Regions from separate parts of the Homo sapiens genome. Here regions 1, 2 and 4 are each linked to region 3. Evidence: chromatin loops called from intact Hi-C (ENCODE). Cell type or tissue: endothelial cell of umbilical vein. All regions are shown on one strand. Links, peaks and the distances in the headings refer to the core of each region. The heading gives the core; the rest is flanking DNA.

Region 1 (5,949 bases), core at 529-5,528, 52 kb after region 3:
CCAGCTACTCAGGAGGCTGAGGCAGGAGAATTGCTTGAACCTGGGAGGCGGAGGTTGCAGTGAGCCAAGTTTGCACCACAGCACTCCAGCCTGGGCAACAGAGTGAGACTCAGTTTCAAAAAACAAAAGAACAAACAAACAAAAACTAGAGGGTCTCCTCTTAGTTCTTAAACCCTCTTAGTCAACATTTGTGAGCCTCTTTTCTGTATGTTTTGGCATCTTTATTCCTTTCCTTCGTGTCTTGACCAAATTCACCAGATCATGACTCAGAACAAAATCCTGAGGTTGAATATAGAGGTCTAGAACATCTTCAAATTAACTGTTTCTCCTCATAGAGAATTAAAGAAATTGAGAAAGCAAGAGAGAGTGTGTGGAGTTTTTGTCCTCATTTTCCTCTTTCCTGTAGTAGGTAGAATAATGGCTGCCCAGAGATACTCACATCCTAATCCCTGGAACCCATGAATATGTAATGTTGTATGGCCAAAGGGGAATTGAGATTGCTATTACAATGACTTAAAATGGGAGATTATCCTGGATTATCCAGATGGGCCCAATGTAATCACAAGGGTCTTTAAAAATAGAAGGAGGAGGCAGAAGATTAGGTCAGTCCATGAGACAATGTGAGAAAAGCTCAGCCTGACATTGCTGGCCTGGGAGATGGAAGAAGGAGCCACAAGGGGTACCAGCAGCCTGTAGAAAGTAGAGAAGGTAGAAACACAGATTCTTCCCTGGGGCCCCCAGAAAGGAACACAGCACTGTCAACACTTTGAATTCAGCCTGGTAAGACCCATGTTAGACTTCTGACCTACAGACTGCAAGATAATAAATCTGTCTTGTGTAAGCCACTAAATCTATGGTTATCTGTCACAAGCACAATAGGAAATTAATACACTTTCTATTTGTTTTACGTGTGTCCTGAAATGTTAGGTTCCTTAGGATTCCAACTGCTGAACTATATGGAGACAGGATAGTTTAGTTAAAAGAAAAATCTTAGACAAATTAAATTTAACAGAGTTTACTTGAGCAAAGAATAATTCATGACTTGGTAGCCCCAGAACCAGAATAGGTTCAGAGGGACTCTGTTGCTGCCACGGTGACAAAGAAGATTTATGGACAGAAAAAGGAAAGTGATGCACAGAAAACAGAATTGAGGTACAGAAACAGCCAGATTGATCACAGCTCAGTGTTTACCTTATTGAACACCATTTAAACAGTTGGACGGCCTTGACTGGCCAAAACTTGATGATTGGCACAACAGCAAGTTACAGTCTGTTCACACATCCATTAGGTTACAGCTCACTATGTATGAAGAAACCTTTAGGATGAACTTAAAATATATAAGGAGGGAGCTTTAGGCTAAACTTAACAGTGGACAAGATTTGACTCTGCTACTACGTCACCTTGTGGTTTTGGGTAAATCAGTTTCTCTGGTTCTCAGTTTCCATATCTGCAAAACAAGGTCGTTTTATTAAATGATCCCCAAAGCCTCTCCCCCTTTAAGTTTAGACATTCAGTATACTCTCCGTCTTCTTAATGGTGTCAAATGCTCTGGAAGCCCCAGCAAACACCTGAGCTGCCCCTGTCATCATCCACAGCAGAGCACGGACAGGGAAAGAATGTCCACAGGTTCCAGCTCTCTCAGGACTTGTCCACGGCGAGTGAGGCCACAGGAGGTCAGGGCAGGCACAGCAGCTGCCAGTTCTCTCCACTCAGGAAGAACATACCCAGTGCTAAGGAAGAAACACTGTGGGGACAGAGGTGCTAGAGAATTCTAAAACCCAAGCGGCCATGGAAATCCTCCTAAAGGCAAGGAGACTTGTGTTAGCTTCACAGGAGAGATGGGCTCCGAATAAGGATAGTCTATCCAGAAGTTGGGGTGACAAGAAAGACACCAGGTGGGTTATCATGGTGAATGGGCTAGGCTGGAAGAAAAGGTTTTGTGTGGGCAAAAGGTCAGAAAGATCTGTTAAAAGCAGATGATGAGGCCTTAAAAGGTTCCAGGACAAGGACAGGAAGGCTGAGTGAATGCCTTGATGAGGCCCTACTACACTTTGTGCCATGTTGTATGCCCGGGAGTAAGCAGCAGGCACATAATCGGTGCTCAAGACAATAGGTGCTCAGTATTTGTTGGATGAATAAATAAATAGGCATCAACATATTTTTAGCAGGACATTGCCATTATCCAAGATGAATTTAAGGAAGATAAGTGGGACCTCCATAGGCAGAGTGGACTGAAGGAGGCAGAGATGGAACATCTGTATACTAGTCAAGAGGCTGCTAAACTGATTCAGACATAAGGGTCAAGCTGGGATGTTGGGCAGTGCAAACTGAAGGGAAGAAACATATGTGTCGTGAAGACTTTCCCTAAACCATTCCATCTGGGAGGATGTCATTTCCATTCATGCAAATCTCCAAGGAAGGAGACCCACCACCTCATGAATAAGAATAATGCAATAACCCAGACAGGCCAGCACACTGGAGCAAAATCCTCGGGCAGCCATGGAAGCAAGAATCCAACCCACACCATATTTTCAGTAGAAATGACCACTAATTTATGCACAGTTTTTCTGCCTATAATCAAAGCTAATTCTTAGTTCACTCTTGCCTCCTCTAGACTCAACAACTCAAATTCTCCTAACTGCTTTCAGAGATCCATTCACTGAGTCTTCTCATTATTTCCGTTTTTCTTCCCTGATCCCGCTCCAAGTCCCCTCTGCCTTATGTCATTTAGCTGAATCGGAAGACCAGGTTTGCTCCAGTCACACTCATCTGACAGGCCTGCTCTTTTCCTCTAAGTAGCTGGCAGGAGCATAGCTCTGTTCCAGGAGGGGGACCTGTCCTCATGGGAACATGGCAGTTATGGTCCAAGTCCAGCTGGCCAAGAACTCAGACTGTCCTCTCCTGAAGGTTCCCCCACAGAAATCAATAAGAGCCCACCTCCAGACAGTGGCTGGCCTCAGATCTCAGAGGAACTCACCATCCTCTTCCTCTCCATCATCCTCTCTAAGCTTCCCTGTCTTTGCCTCAGCCAAAGTCCAACCCATCAGGGACAGAAGAGTAATTGATGAAGGCCTTAAGGGATATCAAAGCGCTATTGAGCAAAACCACAACTCAACAGCCGTGCAGGTGCTTCCTGCGGCAGGGAGGGAAAGAAGTGTCTTTAGAAAGCCCTAAATAACTCTAGGCAGGGATGTCAGCTTGACAAATGACTGGTGAGAAATAGCCCTGTTGTTCTCTGGTGTGTGATTCATCCAAGGCTGTGCTGGGGTGGGGGGACAAGGCCCAGCCGTGAGTCCCACCGTTGGTCACTTGGGGCCGCTCTTCAGCTTGGCTCCAAGATGGATAAGAAGGCACTTTTGTTGGTGCTCTTGGCCTCTGTCACTTTGACCTTGTTTTCCAGTGGTTTTATTTAGCGGATTTGTGCTGATTTGGTTTGAGCCGCATTCAGAGGAGGATAGCAACTGTGGGGAGACTCTTTCTAAGCATCCGAAGGCCTCTCTCCCTTTGATGTTAGCTCCCAGTGCTTCTTGCCATCATAACATCAAAGACCAGGGGCTGCTCAGGGCAGAGGCCCATTTCATCTCCCTGTTCCCAGCTCCTCAAAGAGCTGGCTTATTGAAATGCTTGTCACGTGTTGAATGGATAAGTGAAAATATCCCGAGACCAAGGGATATGACATGACAGCTAGTTTCTAGACTTAGCGCTGGGACCTTGACAAGGTGCACAGAGTCTCTGGGCCTCTGTATCCCCATCTGTAAAATAAGAAGGCAAGCTCTTGGGTCCCCTCAAACTCAGACCATGAGGTTCAGAGAGGCCTGCAGAGGCTGATTGGGGCCTACACCCAACTCGCAAGGAGGGGAACAAAGGTAAGGAGAACATGAGGGATCAGCAGTTGTTTTGAATGCCCAGCAGCAGGAGTAAACACCAGCACGTTGAACACTTGCGTGAAAGGTCTATGATGTTTTCAGTTAGGAGGTCGGCCTGGAGGCCCCCTGAAGTAACACTAGATGAATGTATTGTGAACAGCCAGTGGGCTGGTGTGGGCCACATGAGACACAAACAGCACCACTAGCCTCCCTGAGTTTACTGGGTCCTCTTCACCAAGGTGTCCCAGCCACCAGCTGGACATTAAGTCTTTGGTTTATGGTGTGTTTTTTGTTGTTGTTGTTGTTGTTTTCCATGAAACAGCACAGCAAATCCATCGTTAGAGGCCGGCCATCCCACCAGCAGGGATGATTTTGTGAGTGAGTCATGCTGAGGAGGCGCTGTGTGAGGTGGGGCTGCGGTTTATAATGAAGTCCTGCCTGGGACTGTACTGAGGAGACAGCCCAGTGTGTCCCAGCACAGAGCCCATTTCTCAAAGCGGTCATCGTCTGATTCATTTTCTCATGCTGGGGGATGTGCTCTGGGTTTTAATGCCTTTAGTTTCCATCAATGGTAGCTTTGTTAGTGTTAACTGAAAGGAAGACAAATTTGTTTGAAATCAAGGTCTTGTGGATGCCTCAGTGTGTACCCTTCTCTGTGCAGAAAATGGCTGTAATCTTGAGATTGAAGAGTTGAATGAAGTTGTCTTCTTTATGGAAAGGCATTTCAGCAACTGTAATTAATGGTCACAAAAGTCATCAAAAGTTTTAACAATCCCAACAATCCCAGTTTCCCCTTTGCGAATCATTTTAGGTTTTTATATAAAGATCGCTGATGCCCCTATTAAGGCTCTTACTGCTGTAAAAGTCAGGTAGGTGAGACTCCAGCTTGGCCTTCATTTGTCCTTTTGTTTACGTAAAGCATCCAGTTACTCTTACACCTTGACATGGCTTAAGCAGGTCTGACGGGAAACAGCCTTGTTTCAGCTGATAATCTCCATGGAATGGACAGACTTCCCACTGCAGAATTGAGGCAGATAAAAGGAAAAAGAAGTGCTCTCACAGCAAGACAGCAATACCTTCATATACCTGCACACACACACACACACACACACACACACACACACACACACACGCCATTTGGGTGCAGAGTAAATACCTATTTGACATATCTTTTCTGAAATACAGATTTTGAAACCACACAAACCTGGTTTTGATCCCTCTCTACCACTTGTTAGCATGTGAGCCTGGATAAGTTGATTAACCTTTCTGACCTTTGGTTTACTTGTTTATAAAATGAGGAAAATTAAAGTACCAAACCACAGTATTGTTGAAACATCAAAGGAAATAATATACATAAAGCATTTAGCACAGTGCCTGGAATATTCCAAGTTGTCCAATAAATGATTGATAATCATAACAATAACAATAATAGAATTTTCCTCTTTCCTGACAGAGAGACCTCTCAGCTCCTTGGCGCTCTATAGGAAGTCAGGGTTGATTCTGTTTGTGGTTTACCATTTAGGATTCACTATGAGGCAGAAGTACAATGTAAGTTACAAGCTATTATTATTACAAATAAGAATTCCTGGAGCAGAGACAATATGCAGTGGTCTGAGTTTGAAGGGACCTGCGATTTTACTTTCTCATCTCAAAAACAAGGATATGGAGGCCCAGAAACCCTGAGTGCTGACCAAGTTTCCAGCTACTTATTCTTAGAGTTAAGACCAGAAACTAGTTATCATGAGTCTTGGTCTTGGGATGTTTTCACTTATCCATTCTACATTTGGCAAGCCTTTAAGTAAGCCAGTTATTTCAGAAGTTGGGCATAAGAAAAGGTGCCCATGGACCGGGTGCGGTGGCTCACGCCTGTAATCCCAGCACTTTGGGAGGCCAAGGCAGCAGATCACTTAAAGTCGGGAGTTTGAGACCAGCCTGGCCAACATGGTGAAACCCCATCTCTACTAAACACACAAAAATTAGCTAGATGTGGTAGTGGGCACGTGTAATTCTAGCTACTTGGGAGGCTGAGGCAGGAGAATCGCTTGAACCCAGGAGACAGAGGTTGTGGTGAGCCGAGATCGTG
Region 2 (5,949 bases), core at 296-5,295, 170 kb after region 3:
TTCCAGATCCCAAACCCATGACTTCTGGTTCCAAATTCAGCGTTTTTTCTGCTCTACCTCAGCTGCCCCTAAAAGCTAAAGAGCTCCTGCTTTAGGTAGCATGGAGGGAAAAGAAGGAATTTGCACAAGTGTTGAGGGGAAAAGAGGTGATAGTAACGAATGAAAACTCAGAAGAAAAAAAAAATCCCAGAGAGCTTAAAACAGATATTTTCCTTGCTAGTAACAATCTGGTCAAATGATAACTGACCACCTGCTGTGGGCAGAACTAAGTTCGGTTTGGTGTTTGATGTTTGCTGAAGGGCAGGTGCAAAGATAATGCTGATTAGACCTGATTCTTGCTCTAGATGAATTTATAATCTTATTGAGGCGTAAGTTAGACCTTAAACAAAGATAAGCATTTTCCAGGGCAATGTGTGTCTCAGCCGGAGAACTCAAAAAGAGAGCAGCAGGATGTCAGCAGAGGCAGAAGTCCCAGCTGAACTGTCAGAAGAGCCTTCGGGAGGGCAGGTGCGGCCTGAGTATTCTATTAAGAGAAGCATTTTGTGCTCTTGCTCTTCTGTTTATTTATACATAATATTTATAAGGCTCCTGAAGCCTTTTCTGACAATTCAGCCTGGGACTTCTGCCTCTGCACATTTACCTTGATCCTTTCTAGACCAAGATGGGAGAAAACGAATTCAAATCCTTCCCTCCCTCCTACTTTTCACCCTCCAACATATGAAAGATAATGACAAGGCCATGTGCTCATGTCTGTGATCCCAACACTTTGGGAGGCTGAGGCGGGAGGATCTCTTGAGCCCAGGAATTTGAGACCAGCCTGGGCAACACAGGGAGACCATGTTTCTACAAAAAATTTAAAAATTAGCCAGGCGTGGTGGCACACATCTGTAGTCCCAGCTACTCCAGAGGCTAAGGCGGGAGGATAGCTTGGGCCCAGGAAGTCAAGGCTTCAGTGAGCTATGATTGCACCGCTGCACTTCAGCCTGGGTGACAGAGCTAGACTCTGTCTCAAAAAAATAAAAAAGAGAGATAACAACAAATTATCTAACCACAACACTGAGACGGTTACTTGAGTGGCCTGCCCCAGAGTCTGAAAGCCCTTTGAATGAGTCCAGGGGCCCACACTCCAACTGTTAAACTAAGTCATAGAGTCCCTCAAGGAAATAACCTCCCTTTTAGGACTCAGCATGCCTTGGCTGCAGTTAAAGAAACATTAGCCCATCCATGTGATTCCTGTTTCCCAAGAAGAAACTAACCCAACATGGACAACATTTGTAAAAGTGGTTTCCTTATCATGTTACAGGAATCACCAAAAGCTCATCTGCAATCAGGAACCTTGGGTTTTATTTATTTTTATTTTTAAATTTTTGTTGTTGTTGTTTTTGTTTTTTAGAGACGGTGTGGCTCTGTCACCCAGGCTGGAGTGCAGTGACTCACCCATAGCTCACTGCAACCTTGACCACCTGGGCTCCAGTCATCCTCCCACCTCAGCCTCCCAGGTAGCTGGGATTACAGGTGCATGCCACTGCACCCAGCTAATTTTTTATTTTTATTTGGTAAAGACAGGGTCTCACTATACTGACAGGTTGGTCTTGAACTCCTGACCTCAAGTGATCCTCCCACCTTGGTCTTCCAAAGTTCTGGGATTACAGACGAGAGTCATCACGCCCAGCCTGAACCTTGGGGTTTTAAAATTCTGCCTGCAAGTCCAGCTGTGTCAAAATATATGCCTGAAGTAAAGGCCATAATAAGTTTAACCAGTTCCTTTTCCCTGGATGTGGAATCTTATTTCTGCTATTGAATGGGATTTGTATACATTGAGTTCATTAAAGGGAATTATATAAGGGACCTAGAATAGGCAAATTCATAGAGACACCAAGTAGAATAGGGGTTGCCAGGGATGGGAGCAGGGGAATATTGGGAGTTAGTGCTCATTGAGTATGGAGGTTCAGTTTGGGATGATGGGAAAGTTCTGGAGATGAATGTTGGTGATGGTTGTATAACAATGTGAATATACTTAATGCCACAGAACAGTATGCCTAAAACTGGTTAAAATCGTAAATTTTACATTGTGTATATTCACACAATTTCTTTTAAAGAGTGGAATGAAGAGAATTTGTTTCTAAACCAGTTACTAAAATCATCTCCTAAGGGCCATAACAAGACACCTTTTTATGACAGACAAATTTTTAGTAAACTTTTAGAAAATTCCCATGAAGAAGGGAAGGAAGAAATGATGGCTTTGTGCATAACATGAAAAAAAGTCAAACTGTTTGCTAGGAGCCATAGTATGAGTAATTCAGGTGAATCATGGCTGTTTCCTGGATTACTTAGGGAAAAACTCAGTTCCCAGAATGGTCACTCAGCAGTCTAACAGAAGTGCCTTGAGGCTTCCAGCCAATTGCTATGAGTTTAAGAAACCCAAGTCTTCAAAAGTATTAGGTTGGTGCCAACGTAATCACGGTTTTTGCCATTACTTTTTTTTTTTTTTTTTTTTTTTTTTGAGACAGAGTTTCACTCTTGTTACCCGGACTGGAGTACAATGGCCTGATGTCACTCACTCTCACTCACTGCAGTCTCCGTCTCCCAAATTCAAGCCATTCTCCTGCCTCAGCCTCCCGAGTAGCTGAGATTACAGGTGCTCGCCTCCACACCCCGCTAACCTTTTGTATTTTTAGTAGAGATGGGATTTTGCCATTTTGGCCAGGCTCGTCTCAAACTCCTGGCCTCAGATGATCCACCCGCCTCGGCCTCCCAAAGTACTGGGATTATAGGCGTGAACCACCATGCTCAGCCTTTGCCATTACTTTTAGTGGCAAAAATCACTAATGGCAAAAACTGCGATTACTTTTGCACCAACCAAATACATTTCGGTACCTAGAACAGGCAACTTCATAGAGACAGAAGTAGAATAGAGGTTACCAAGGGATAGGGGGATATTGTTTACTGGGTACAGAGTTTCCCTTTGGGATAATGAGAAAGTTCTGGAAATAGTGGTGATGGTCGCATAGCACTGTGAATGTACTTAATGCCACTGAATTGTATACTTTAAAATGGTTACATTTTATGTTATGTATATTTTACCATAGCTTTTTAAAAAAGGTAGACCACTTCAGCTATTTGCAACAATAAAATAAAGATCCCTTCTGGAAAAAAGAAAAAGTGAATCCTAAGGAAAAAGACCAATAAAGAATTGGCAGATGGCCAGGCATGGTGGCTCAAGCCTGTAATCCCAGCACTTTGGGAGGCCAAAGCGGGTGGATCACGAGGTCAGGAATTCGAGACCAGCCTGACCAACATGGTAAAACTCCGTCTCTACTAAAAATACAAAAATTAGCTGGGTGTGGTAGCGCACGCCTGTAATCCCAGCTACTCAGGAGGCTGAGGCAGGAGAATCACTTGAACCCGGGAGGTAGAGGTTGCAGTGAGCCAAGATGGCACCATTGCACTCCAGCCTGGGAGACAGAGCGAGACACCGTCTCAAAAAAAAAAAAAAAAAAAAAAAAAAAAGAATTGGCAGACATTGGTGGGGCAGGGGAGGGAGGGCATTATATTTCACAAAACAGGTTATTATGGACATGAGGCAGCATTTAGTCAGTCAACTCTGCAGACATGTGTCCCAGGCAAAGCGACTGGCCCTTGTCAGCCAGAAGTTTTCCAAGTGGCCCAGTCTCTCTCTCGTTGGCCTCCTGTCCCCTTCCTCTTCCTCCTCCTGAACTCTTTAGAGTCCTAACTGATCATTTTCTGCCTTTTATATTGGCAACCACCCACGTTGAATAAACAAAATACACAGGATGGAGGGGGATGGTGAGGAGGAGACACATTTCAGAGTTAAGAAAACAAATAGCCAGCGAAGCACAGAAGACCACAACTTGATTTAGACAGGTTTAGCTATGGAAATAAGTGTCAGACGAGTTGATTGTTTCCAGACCTCAACAGGCCAGAGATGGAGAGAGCAAACCGTACCATTTATCACAGCAAGTTCACATGGGGTGGAGTCGAGGTTAAGGAAATGGATGGGAAGAAACGAGAAGGGGAGTTAAGGTCCCTTTTTATTAAGTTGTCACTGAGAAAGCCAAGTGTGTAATAAAGCTCTGCTGGGTACTGATTAGACTCTGTGGGTTTGGGCAGGGAAGGAAAAAGGAAAACCCAGAGTGCCCAGAGAACAGGAGGAACTGTGAAAGGATGACGTAATACCAATCATGACGATTCTTGATGGAGCAGAGCGGAAAGGGTTGACCCAAACCAAACCCAGAGGCCCACAGAGCCACACAGCCACTCACGGAGATGTTCCCATGGGCTGCCCAGATGGTAGCATCTCTGGAGGGATGAAGAAGCAAGAGGAAATGTGGACCTTGGGGAAGGTAAACAGGCTCTTGCTCTTTGGCCCTCTTGGCCATCAAAAGGTGAAGAAAGACCCAGATGGACCTTGTCTTTCCATGAGCTCTTCACAGTGGCACGAGCACAAAGACAACCAGAGACTTAAAAAAAAAAAAAAAAAAAAAAAAAAAACCAGCTGTGGCTGGCCGTATGTAGAAGGAATTGATGAAGGCTTTGTTTTCCATGTCAGATTATTATAACAGAGCTGCAGAATGAGCTACATGCATTGTAAGTCAAGTCTTCCCTTTTGAGAGCTATCCATATAAACATCAAGCTCTTTCTTATTGCATGGGGTCAAAATGCTAGATGTGCGTTCAGGCAACACCATTCTTAATCTAGGACAACTTTGCCAATCAAAAGGCCACATGCCTAAGCGTCCTGGCCTTTGAAAGTTCTGTTAAACACTGTGAAAAGTGCAGTAGGGACCATGGCCAGAGAAAGAGAGGGCAGACCAAGCAAATACAAACCAAGTGAACACACTCATGGAGTACCAATTAGGACAAAGGAATAAAGCCCAAAAGGAGCCCCAAATTGCTAAAGCAAAACAAAGTTTAAAGGGAATCAAAAATGGGAGCTTCCTGGAGCACCAGGTTTGCAAGGAAAATTGTGAACATTTGTTATTAAACCAGTAACACTAACATCATTAACCACCATCAAGCTGAAGGAAACACATTTTTGCTACTTCAGAGAAAAGGAACAAAATACCTTCAGCCGAACCAGTCAGTTTTTTTCCTTCTAGACTTTGTTCCTTTAACTGCCAAACTCTGTGTACGATTTTTACTGGAGGATTATAATTAACTGTGTTAAAATGAAGACATTTTATTTTAACTTTTTGTGTCCTACATATTATCAAAATGATCGAGAAAGCAGCAGAAAATGAGTCCCCCTTCCTTACATACACACACACACACACAACACACACACACGCGCTCACACTTCTCAAGTTCATTGAGTACAGTTTTTGCATATGGAAATCATCACTCTCAGTTACCAAGCAACTGCCATGATTTGTGTTTCTATCTTCTGATGGTTCCTTTGTGTCGCCTTTAATGGAGAATTGGACTGGTTAGTGTCCAAGGTCCTTGTCAACACCGAGATGCCGTGAGTCTATGAAGGAGGTGGGGTCATACACTGCCAAACAAAGAGCAGAGAGGCCAGACAACTCTCACCCTCACCCAATGCTAACACTGGTACGGCCCTCAGGCAATCGTGGTGCCAATACGGCAGTGACAGGAAGGGACTGGGCATAGTTGAGGTTTTCTTAATTTTATTTAAAAAAAAAATGCTCTGCAAACACAACTTCAAGACATATTCCAGCCACTGTCCACCCTGCCCCACTTCTTAGCAGATTGTTGTCCCTAAGGTCCTCCTATATAGATACTCTGTAGCGGTCACCATCTGTGCTAGTTTCTCAGCTGTAAACTTGGAATAATAGTAACACCGACCTCTCTCTCCCAGTAGTAGTGGTGTGGGGATTGACTAATTAAGCCCTGTGAAATGCCTTGAAAAGTAGACAATAGGATTCTCTCCCTGTCAGAAAGAATTCACACTATTCCCCCAACGCCTGAC
Region 3 (5,949 bases), core at 254-5,253:
CATCCCACTACCAATGTGTTGAGTCAGGCCTTCCTCCTTTCTTATTTGGAGCAGTAAGAGCCTCCCAACTTGTCCTCCTGCTTCCAGTCTACCCAGACAGTCCATCCTCTGACCTTCCACCTGAGTGATCTTTCTGGAAAACAAACCAATCCTGTCACTCCTCTGCTTCTTAATGCCAGAGTAGGATTCTCAACTGAAGACTCCCCTGAACTCCAAGAATCCAGGGGCAAAATTGTACATTTATGCCATGTAGCAGAGGTAGTTAGTGATTAACAAATATTCCTTGTGTATCCCCATATATTCCAGCCTCCCTTGCAGTCAGGTTGGAGCATGGGACTAATTTGATCAACTCAATGTGGTAACATGCTGTATTTCATGGTTATCTGTGGCTCTGATTGGAAGTCATGAAGGTTGGATGGCTTTTTTGAATGGGGAAACAAAATAGTTACTTCTTACTAATTCCAATATTTGGGGGGATTAAAAACAAATTTATGAAGACACGTGAGCCATAGGAAAAAAATATTTAAAGAGAGTCCTTAAGAATGAATATTGTGGACCTCTGGCCTACAGAAAAAAGTCCAAACATGACACTCACATCAAAACAGATGAGACACAAAAGCCATTCTGGTTTTGTTGACAATAAAGTCTTGTTGCCCTGTGCTTTGCCAATCTGGACTTTGACTAATTATTTCCCAGTTATGCTTTACACTTCCATGTGGGCCTGCCCTTGCAACCTCCAGTCCCTCATCTCCAGCCTGTCCAGTTCTCCCCTTATCCTGCAAGACCCAACTAAAATGTTGAACTCAACCTTCTCTGCTGAATTCCCATTGCCCTCAGCCATAATTTTAGTCACAATGCTTCTTTCATCATATTGGCATCCCTGACTGTTCGTTAAAATGTGAACTTCTCCCACACATGTAGTGTCTCCTTCCCATCTCTGTGCCCCCAATGCCTAGGATAGTGCCTGGCACAGAGGGGGCATTCACCAACTACAGTCTCCTTGGAGGTACTCTTCTAGGCTCCTCAGATGGGTGGGTTGCATGTGGCGATGAGTAAACTATTTATCTAAGTGCCCCCTTGCTGTTCCTCAAGCGTGCCAAGCCTGCTTTCCCCCACAGCCCTCACGTTTGCACCTATCTCGGCCCAGAACTCTCTCCAGACCTCACATAGCTCTCTCCCCCACATCAGTCAGAGCGGCTTTCTCTGGTCCTTCTCCCTTTATCTCCTTATTCTGCCTTGTGTCTTCACGGCACATCTGGTACATTTTATTTTGCATTTACTATTAAGTCTGTTCATTGTCTCCCCCAAGTAGACTGTAGGCTCTGTGAGGTCAAGGGCTTTGTCTTGTTCATTGCACATTAGTGGGCACTCAAAAATATTTTTGAATGAAGAAATAATAAAGTTATCATATTTTAACACATCAAATCTGAAACCAAGCCTCATTTTTCAAGCGTTCTTTTCATAAAGCCGTAAAGCTTTAGATTAAGAAAGGAATTTGGAGGGTTTACTTGAGCTCTGTATTCTCATTTAACTGAAGTGGAAGCAGAGATCTCTGACAGCAAAATAACTTGCCCCATGCAGGGCTGAAGCTAGAACCCTTGTCTGACTCCTGGGTCTTGACTCCTAGCACAGTGTTTTGCATGTGGTAAGCATTCAGTTAATCAATGAGTGTTAAGTTGAATTAAAACTAGAAAAGGCTGAGCAGTTTGATGCCTGTGTGTGCAGCTTTCTGCCCTGTTTATAAACTGAGCTCAAAAGACATGGGCCTCTAGGGAGTTACTTGAGAAAACAAAAGTATAGCAGATGGGGATCCAGGTTCTTACCCTGACACATGGACTCCGTTGGGCAGACCTAGACCAGTTAACCACACAACTACCTGACCCTCCACACTGCATGTCCCCGAGATCTGTAGACATAGCTGGCACTGTTTCCTGGTCACCAGTGGATGTTAAGGGTCAAAAGAGAAAAGGATCTCTCTTTTAGCCAGGAGCACTGACTAGGTGACTGCTAGGGAAAAGCAAGAAATGCAGCGTCAGCCCACCATGGTAGGTAGTGGTTGAGGAGCCTGAGAACTAAAGCTCCTTCCGTTCTCAACCTCACACTCTGGGCCAGTTACTGAAATTGTCTAGACCTTCACTTGAAAAATAAATCCTATAGTTAGGAATAACCAGGGTTTCATTACAAAGTTCTTGGCACATACTCCAGGACTAAATTATATATGGTAGTGGTGCAAATTGCCAATCAAACAGTGCCTTCCACAATGAGGGGCAAACATAATGAAACCTTAGTTTGGTAGATCATAACAAAATTGCTCATTATTTCTTCGTCTCTCCTTTAGATGGAAAAGTGTCACCTTTTCTATATGTTCTTTGCCCATTTCAGCTTCTGCCCTCAGACTCTCAGGAATATGGAGAACTGTTTCTCTAAACACTCACGATTAAACAAATTAGGAGATTTCCTAATTGTTTAAGGATGTACGGTTGTTCAACAAGGACCCATGTTCCACCACTCTCCTCTTCTGCAGTATGGCAGACAACCATCAATAACCACAGGGTCCCAACCCAAGCCTTGGAGCTCACCTCATAATTCCTCATGGTCCAGAGAGCCTTCACAATCAACTGGAGCTGTTAGATGTAATGAAATTATTTGCCATCCTCAGTTTCAGTTGTATAAAGCCAGGACCAGAATGTACAAACTGTCCTCAAGCTTTTCTCTAACTCTAGGTCATGCATTTCTAAATCAAAGGCAGTTGCCTGTCTTGCAGGATTTGTTTTCTTTCCTTTTTGTTTTTCTATTTTCCTCTAAGCATACAAGGAAGAACAGAGATTTCAACCATTATTTCTCAGTGAACTAAACATCAAACTATAAGTTTTCAAGTCAGCCATGACCTGGCATCTCTCCGTCTTTTGAAAACGAAGCCAAACAATCTATGGTGCGGTCTCCTTAAGCTGTGTCCGAAATATGCAGGGTTGTGCAATATGCAATGTTTTGGTCAGTCACTAGGTGGCATCTAATTGAGGCACCGGGTGAACTCTCCCAGAAGGAGCGTGTTTTAGAGCACACCACAGTTCTCCATTTTGGCTGCCATTGTTTGGTGGGCGTGTTGGAGTTAATCCATTGCCATCTGTCTTTATTTTGCTAACTTACTCAGTCGGACGCCACACAATTGAGTTCTGCAAATGTCGGCTCTCCAGTACAGCAATTACCGAGTCTCTCTCTAAACAATATCACCGCACGGCATTCTTCCTGCCTTGCCTAGAGCTTGAAACATTCAGGCTCATTTTGACTTTCTTTGCTTATAGCGCTTGTCATCTTCAAAGATGAAAGAAAAATGGTCTGAACTCAAAGCCACAACAAGGCATGGCTTCTCTTTCCAAACTGAGTACATACCAATCAACATGTTCCTATTACATAAAAACCCCAGGCAACACAGCCAAGGATGTGGGCTTGTGCTTGTGCAGTCCAGGAAGACACCACCGCCTCCTCCAGGATGCAGACAGAGTGCATTTTGTTGTTGATGATGATGTTGTTCTTTTAATATTTGAGGGACTGGTGGGAGAGGTGGCAAGTGAGGCACATGGAAGTAATAGGAGAAGGAAGTTAGGAAGGAAGGAAGGAGAAAGAGAAAGAAAGAAAGAGAAAGAAAGAAAGAAAGAGAGAGAGAGAGAGAGAGAGAGAAAGAAAGAAAGAAAGAAAGAAAGAAAGAAAGAAAGAAAGAAAGAAAGAAAGAAAGAAAGAAAGAAAGGATATAGAGGAGGAGTGGGGAGTGAGCTGATATTTGAAGGACCTAACTTCCATTGCTGTTCCAGAAGAGGGATGAATTAATAATCTCAGTAACCTAGAAATGGTGTTTATTTTCCATTGTTTGCTCATTTCATTCATTCACGCATTGTGTATTGAAGACCTACTCTGTGTGTCAGGCAGTGTATGAGATGTTCCAGATACAAGTGGGATCGATTCATCAAGATTCATTGTCTTCTTTGAGCTTACATTTTGTGGGGAGACAGACATTGATCAAGTAAACACAAGCATGATAGCTGTTGTGAAATAGACACAAAAACACACAGGGTGTTGCACAAGCACACAATGGGTGCCCTCACCTAGTCTGGGGGCCAGGAAAGGATCTCTGAGATAGGTGAAGATGAAGGGGGTTTTTAGAGTATCATTCTTCTTTGTTGAACTCTCACGTGCCAAATACTCTGCTTTGCAATTAGCAGATGCTAGATTCATATTTGGTGACCAACTAGCAAGTGAGGAAGATCTAGCAGGATGAGAACCAGTGAAAATACAGCCCAGTCCCTGATGGGACTAATTCCTCCTTAATCCTTTGCTTTTGCCTTTTTTTCCTGCCAAAATTATATAAAGATTTGCATCCATCTTTTATCTTTATTTAAGTCCATTTTGTTCAAAGTTTTCAATGCCTGGTAAACCAAAAGTGAATTAAACATTAACATATTAGTTTACATTGCTATCTACTGTAGTTCTTCAGAATCGATTCACTGTTTAAATTTTAGAAAATAGGAGGCAATTTGGGGAGCAAAGAAGAGGAAGCCAGAAAAAAAGGGAACATACTGTGTTTGTCTTCTCCGCTGTATTACCATATTTTCAAATGTAATTTCTGTCTTCAGGGTTTCCACTATGAAGCAGAGGGAGTCCATATCCTATGTATTGACATAAGATTCGAGCAAAGGCAAACCCACGAATATGCAGTTTTTGGGAACTGTAAACTCCCTGAGTTTCATTACAGGTGCTGGAATAGGTGGATATTGAAAGGATTTAATGTGGTCTCACTACTTACCAGTGCATTTGTGAATGACCCATTCTTGTAGGACTTTATCTTGTCAACCAAGTCTATTTGTCATTAAATATTTGTGGTCTGAGTCCTTTAAAGTCATCTCCTGGGAGAACTGCATTGCCAGGTAGTTTGAAGACCAACGCCAGCTACATAGTAACATAAGGAGCCTTTGCCTTGCTTTATTTTGGTCTTAACTCATTGCTCCCCTAAGCTGAATAGGGAATGTCAGGCAGCTGTCCTTCATGCCACTGAGATTCTCCTGCCTGAGGCCCCAACCTTCCAGAAGGTTCAGGTGGCTGGGGCCTTCCAGGGGGAGTGGCTGGGTCTGTGAGGTGGCCCATGGATAGAGCTGGGGTACCCTCTTCCTCCCACCTCTCTGGGATCTGCCTGCACTGTGGACCTGGTCATGTCCTGGGGTGGGGGTGCAGAGGGCAAGTGGGGATACCAGGGGAAGAAGAAATGTCACTTGAGCTGTGGCAGACACTGGAGGGCCAGGCCCTGCACAACAACCACTGTTACCATGGAAACTCCCAAGGAGACCGCCGAAGGCCACTAGAAGCAGCCTTGGTAACATTCTTCCATTTCTGACCTCTCATTACATTTGACATAATTGACCAATCTCATTCTGGAGACTTCTCCTTCCTCGGTTTATGTGACATGAACCCTCTTGGTTCTGCTCCTCTCACCCTGAGTGACCTCTGTCAGCCTCTTTTGCAGACACTTACTTCACTCTCTCTTCATTCACTCATTAATCACGGTTACAAAAATCTGGTCTTAGGATCCCTGCTTTCTTTTTTTTTTTTCTTTTTTCTTTTATTTTGTTATTATTATACTTTAAGTTTTAGGGTACATGTGCACAACGTGCAGGTTTGTTACATATGTATACATGTGCCATGTTGGTGTGCTGCACCCATTAACTCATCATTTAGCATTAGGTATATCTCCTAATGCTATCCCTCCCCCCTACCCCCACCCCACAACCATCCCTGGTGTGTGATGTTCCCCTTCCTGTGTCCATGTGTTCTCATTGTTCAATTCCCACCTATGACTGAGAACATGCGGTGTTTGGTTTTTTGCCCTTGTGATAGTTTGCTGAGAATGATGGTTTCCAGCTTCATCCATGTCCCTACAAAGGACATGAACTCATCATTTTT
Region 4 (5,908 bases), core at 859-5,858, 280 kb after region 3:
GGGATAGAAAATCACCTGTTGGGTACAATGTACACTATTCGGGTGATGGGTACACTAAAAGCCCAGACTTCACCACTGTACAATTCATCTATGTAACCAAAAACCACTTGTACCCCTAAAGCTATTGAATTTTTTTTTTAAAAAAGCTGCTACCATTTATTCAGCATTTACAATATGCTAGGCAATTTTCTAAGCACTTTGTATGTATCATCTTATTTCGTTCCTGTAACAACCCTAACAGTCACCTGGGACACAGAGAAGTAACTTGCCCATAGTAGATGGATCCAGGTTTCAAAACAGTCTGTGCTCCTAACCATGACATTCTGCATTATTTAAGATACCTTCCACCTGCAACAAACCAAGTAATTTTTTGAGGTAGCTGGTATTTAATCCAGCATTTGGGAACCGCTATACTATGGGAATGTTCAAGTCGCTTTAGCCATTTCACTCTTTGAAATCAGACACAAAATCAACAGTATCTCCTATTACTGGTCTTTATATCAAGAAATATTATCATCTTTATTATGAAGAATTTATAATATGCTAAATGCACAGAAATAGTTTTCCTGTAGAAGACTGGCTTATGTCTAAGTTTGCTGTTTCTAACAAAAATAGAAATTTTATATAACATAGTTTTTTCTTAACCTCACCTAGCAAGTTGCTATGTTTTATCAATTCTGCCCTAATAATATCTTAAAGGCTTTTAAATTCTTTCTGTATTCCTACTGACATCACACTAATTCAGATTTATATCATAAAACTTCCAGATTATTGATTGCCATATCATCTCAACTGGTCCATCTGGCTCCAATCTCTCTCCAGCTGGATCCAAGCAAATGCACCCTGCGCTTTCAGGCTAATTTTCTTAAAACATTTCCTGCCTGTCACCCATGCAATTACAAGTCTGTTAATGATTACAGGGTACCTACAGGGTAAGCCCCCAATCTTTATAACCAGGCATTCAAGATCTATAAGTACCCACCGCCTACCCATCTCCGGCTTCCCTTTCCTAAATTCAACTACAGTACAGTTTTTAATCCAAAATTCCTTCATAAAGACAAATACATCTTAAGCCACATTTAAAATGAGAAAAGTATTTAAATTGTGGGCTAATTCTTTAAATCCGTTTTAATAAAATTCTAGCTATCTTGGAGTTAAATGTTCAAATCTCATACTACTTCAAATGAGCTGCTTTTACTAATAGCTCTTAAACTTTTGGCAGAATATGTAGGAGGATGTTCTTAACACAAATTAAGCTCTTGCATCTGATCTTTCTGGTAATCTTGAAGTTCAGAGTTAGTTTTAGATGTCCAATTACTCAAAAACTCTGCCCCAAAGCAACAGGGAGGGTGTAGACTGTGTTTTAAAGCACGAATCTTGTATAATTCACTGAGCCAGTTTGTCAGACTTGAATTGTATTATTTTTACTTGAAAACACATAGTACCATGCCAAGAGGAAAATGTACCCAATCCTAGAAGTACAAGCTAGTGAAATTTATCTATCTATTTAAGTCATGAAAGTTCCACTTACTCGTCTACTATGAAGTTTAAAAAAAAGTTCTACTACCAAGCAGAACTGAGAAGAGTCAATTGACGATGCCCTAATATCCATTTCAGGTGGAGCTAATTTATCAGTTATTTCCTGTGGCTTCTCTGGAGCTCTTATAAAAGTTCTCCATTACCCCTTGAGGACTGAATTTAAGATGAGGGGGGAAATATGATGATTTATGCAGCCATCATGCAAAATCCATATGAGTAAGAAAGTGACAGGTAGATAAACATTTTAGAGAGCCAGAGAAAGGATTGCTGCTGGAAACCATGCCCTCTCCTCTCCCCTTAAGGTAGGGCTCAACTGTTGCTTTCTTAGTGCTTATGTGATGTTAAACTGATTCATCTTTTAAAAGATTAGAAAAATATGCAAGTAATTAATGAAGGGAACAAATATGAAAGAAAACTTCCCCCTAGTCAAATCTTTTATAACAGGTTCGCAGAACAACTCCAGACCTGGAAGCCTGTGGAAAGGGAAACACAGTATCCACTAATGAGCAAACCAAGAAGTCCAAAGGATGAAGATTTTACCCACTGCTTGTTGTATCACCAATAAAGGCATAAACTGCCTTGAAACAGCTCTCCAATTACCAGAGCAGGTAATTGGATTCGAAAGGAAAATAGATTCGCGTCTGGCCACATCCTTTATAATTATTATTATCTCATTCATACAAATGATGTACAACTCAGAGTCTAAAATATTTTTATAGGAAAGATTCCTTAAAGTTGCTCCATGAGCAGTTAGATTTGTTTCTAATATTTCTCATAACTACAGAACTCATTCCTCATGGTCTGGTGCTACCTTTACGATACTGGTGTTTGAAGAAGAAATTTTAAGGCCTCATAGTTTATTTTCCTTCCCCCAAATACCCTGTGTCACAAAAGCCGCTGGGAGAAGGCAATGTCTGCCTTCATTTGCTATTTAATTTTGCAGGAAAGCAGCCATGTTGTACCACACCAGAGGCTGGCACTTCACATGATTCACTTCACCTCCAATAGGAAAAAAATGCAGATAAAGCAAAAAGCAAGTTGACGTCAGACCCAGCTTTTAAGAGTCACGGTCCAGAGTCTCTGCTGGGACCAGTCCTTATTCCCTCCACACTACTGTTACTGACCACTCCATCTTAATCACATCCAATAATACATTCAAATGGCTCACTGACAACAGATAAGTTATATTCTACTGCTTAAGAAATCAGGAAATGTGAAATATAGTTTAGTTTTCCATCAAAAAAGTTAAAATTTAAAAGTTCTGGCATATAAAGTGTGTAATAGCCAACTATCTGGAAAACTTAGATTTTAGATAACCAATGGTTTGCTGTTCATCAAAGCAAAAAGAATCTACAAAATACAATCCTGCCACCTTGTGGTACCTGTTCAAAAGTACTTCATACTTTACCATAAATTTTCTAATTTTAAAAAATGTGCTTATTTGAAAAAATATTAATCAAGATAAAGTTATTTTAAAATATTAAATACTCATGCTGACATTAGCTAAAATGCACTGAAATTTGTTTGAAATGAAATTATTTCTCAGGTCAAAACTAAATTATCTCTTCCAACATAAGATGTGGAAATGCAATTGTGTAGCACTTGGATCTCTTGATAAACTCTTACCATCACACTTTCCTTTCTGACAGTTAAATAGCCGGAATGTTAAATAAATAGAACTGCAAAACTTACTAGATAGCATTGCTTGATCAATTTTTAACTACAAGTAGAGATTAAGTATGGTAAATTTCTATATCTTTACTAAACTTATAATTTTTAGATTGTTCAGACTCTTCAATGAACCTAAATAGACTTAAGTTTCTTAACATCATATTGACGTATAAGAGAATAGTTCTAAAACAGTGAATTAAAATACAGAACCACTGGCAGTTTCAGAGCATCATCTACAATAATTACTTTTAGAAAATTGTTAAGTGATGACTAAGTCTCCTTTGACAAATAAAATATTGAAAGCTTATCCTGTGAAAATATAAACTACCAATTACAGGAGTCCTCCCTTATCTGTGGTTTCACTTTCCATAATTTTAGTTACCTATACTCCAAAAATATTAAGTGGAAAATTCCAGAAATAAGTCATAAATGTTAAATTATGTGCTGAAATCCTCCCTTTGTCCAGCAGATCCACATTGTATACACTACTTGCCCATTAGTCACCCAGTAACTGTCTCAGTTATCAGATCCACTGTCAGCGTGTCAAAGTGATTGGAGGATTCAAGTAACCCTTATTTTACTTCATAGCCCCAAAGTGCAAGAGTAGTAATGCTGGCATATTGTTATAATTGTTCTATTACTGTTGTTGTTAATCTCTTACTGTGCCTAATTTATAAATTAAGCTTTATCAGAGGTATGTATGTATAGGGAAAAAACATACTGAATATTGGTTTTGATCCTATCCTCAGTTGCAGGCATCCATGGGGAGTCTTAGAATGTGACCCCTGGAATAAAGAGGGGTCACAAATGCAAAGATAAACTGTGGCATTTTTCTGTTATACAGCATCCTTTGAATTCTTCTATTTAACAAATACTGGTCATCTCTTTTGTCTCACAACTTGAGAACTGTTCCTTTTTTTTCATATGAGACAGCATGTTTTACTTTGCACACTGGTATCAATCCTTCAGACACTCTCAACCATTGACATATCTGATTTCTGTCTCCCCTCTCACCCACTCACTCACTCAACAAACATATGAGGACCTGCTATGTGTACCAGGTCCCTAAAACGGAAACATGAAAAAGCATAGTCCTCGCCTGTAACCCCAATATTGTGGGAGGCTGAGGTGGGCAGATCACTTGAGTCCGGGAATTTGAGACCACCCTGGACAAAATGGTGAAACCCTGGCTATACAATTAACCGGTTGTGGTGGCATGTGCCTGTAGACCCAGCTACCCTGGAGGCTGAGGTGGGAGGACTGCCTTTGCCTGAGCCTGGGAGGTTGAGACTGCAGTGAGCCATGACCTAATCTTCAAGGAAAGGCAATTTTCTTTGTTTTGAGGTATATATTTTTGAACATTCCTTCTATCCCTCAAATTCTTCTCAAAATAAGCTCCACATCTAATTGTACAACTGCAGTAGTCCATTTTCATGCTGTGGATAAAGACCTGAGATTGGGCAATTTAAAAAAGAAAGAGATTTACTTGGACTTGCAGTTCCACGTGGCCAGGGAAGCCCAATTATGACGGAAGGCAAGGAAGAGCAAGTCACGTCTTACATAGATGGCAGTAGGCAAAGAGAGAGAGCTTGTGCAGGGGAATTCCTCTTTTTAAAACGGAATTGCAGACCCAATGTACATCTTTTATTCAAACTGATTAATGCATTTTTAGATTTAAAATATTAAATTTATTAAATAATATTAAATCTACCAATCACTCAAGTATTTTACATTCATTTAAAACTATACAACTGGAGGCCAGGCACAACGGCACAGGCCTGTAATCCCAGCACGTTGGGAGGCCAACGCAGGTGGATCACTTGAGGTCAGGAGTTTGAGACCAGCCTGAGCAACATGGTGAAAACCCATCTCTACAAAAAATACAAAAATTAGCTGGGCATGGTGGCACACACCTGTAGTCCCAGCTACTTGGAAGGCTGAGGCAGGAGGATCTCTTGAGCCCAGGAGGTCGAGGTTGCAGTGAACCAAGATCATGCCACTGGACTCCAGCCTGGGCGACAGAGCAAGACCCCTGACTCTAAAAATAAAAAATAAATAAATAAATAAAAATAAAACTGTACAATTGGATGAGTACTTTTGTCAGCATGCAAATCAGTTTAAGTTATACAAACAGTAGAAGCAGTATATATGTGTGTGTGTGTGTGTGTGTATATATTTAGCATAGATGTATATATTTTTAAATTAAGCTAGTCAGGCCAGCTTTATTAAGCATTCACAAAAATCCACATTTCAAAAGAACCATGCAACTGATGGTTTACATATAATTTGAGGACCTCTATTCCTAAGACAAACTAAAGTACAGCTAACATCATCTTTAATTATAGACTAATTAAGCTAATGTTTTCTGATAGAAAGGCTCAATATAATACTCAATCTTTTACAATTTTAAGCCAATTTGTAATGGCTTCAACTGAGGAGTCCAACAAATTAAAAAGCTGTTATGCAACTAAATGTTTAAAGATCTTAAGCTAAAAAAGGACTATACAATTCATCTCAGTTAACCAGTAAAAAATTTCTATCATGATCTCCAAATAATCCTCCAAGTGATTTTTAAAATAGCTTTAAAATTTTTCCAGCTGGGAAAAACAAAGCAAAGAACTAAAATGGCTGAACTGAACCTTATTTCACCCTCCAAGCTGAGTATTTAGAAACCAACTGCTTTTCAAGGTACTAGGCA

The links. Peaks named below come from ENCODE experiments on the same cell type or tissue, not always from the same donor. Only the 100,000 strongest peaks of a DNase experiment are listed, where the experiment ranks them.
Region 1: it touches region 3 in a loop (9-fold over the local background); 20 of 110 quality-filtered maps call a loop at or near these places.
Region 2: it touches region 3 in a loop (2.2-fold over the local background); 5 of 110 quality-filtered maps call a loop at or near these places.
Region 4: it touches region 3 in a loop (11-fold over the local background); 3 of 110 quality-filtered maps call a loop at or near these places.

The regions. Positions count from the first base shown.
Region 1 is chr13:44,240,158-44,246,106 of GRCh38, forward strand. No RefSeq gene overlaps it. Among named protein-coding and RNA genes, the nearest start is that of MIR8079, 47 kb to the left of the region's middle. In endothelial cell of umbilical vein, for the core only: a CTCF peak has its summit at 3,303; a DNase peak (open chromatin) is centred at 3,244; H3K27ac peaks cover 911 bases.
Region 2 is chr13:44,358,727-44,364,675 of GRCh38, forward strand. No RefSeq gene overlaps it. Among named protein-coding and RNA genes, the nearest start is that of SERP2, 12 kb to the right of the region's middle. In endothelial cell of umbilical vein, for the core only: no CTCF peak of the experiment used is centred there; DNase peaks (open chromatin) are centred at 2,365 and 3,795; H3K27ac peaks cover 2,099 bases.
Region 3 is chr13:44,188,607-44,194,555 of GRCh38, forward strand. No RefSeq gene overlaps it. Among named protein-coding and RNA genes, the nearest start is that of MIR8079, 4.6 kb to the right of the region's middle. RefSeq lists an enhancer at 1-403. In endothelial cell of umbilical vein, for the core only: a CTCF peak has its summit at 3,015 (motif pointing right); a DNase peak (open chromatin) is centred at 3,035.
Region 4 is chr13:44,468,247-44,474,154 of GRCh38, forward strand. All of the region lies in intron 1 of TSC22D1 (TSC22 domain family member 1), which reads right to left. Among named protein-coding and RNA genes, the nearest start is that of TUSC8, 65 kb to the left of the region's middle. In endothelial cell of umbilical vein, for the core only: a CTCF peak has its summit at 2,925 (motif pointing left); DNase peaks (open chromatin) are centred at 2,825 and 3,555; H3K27ac peaks cover 847 bases.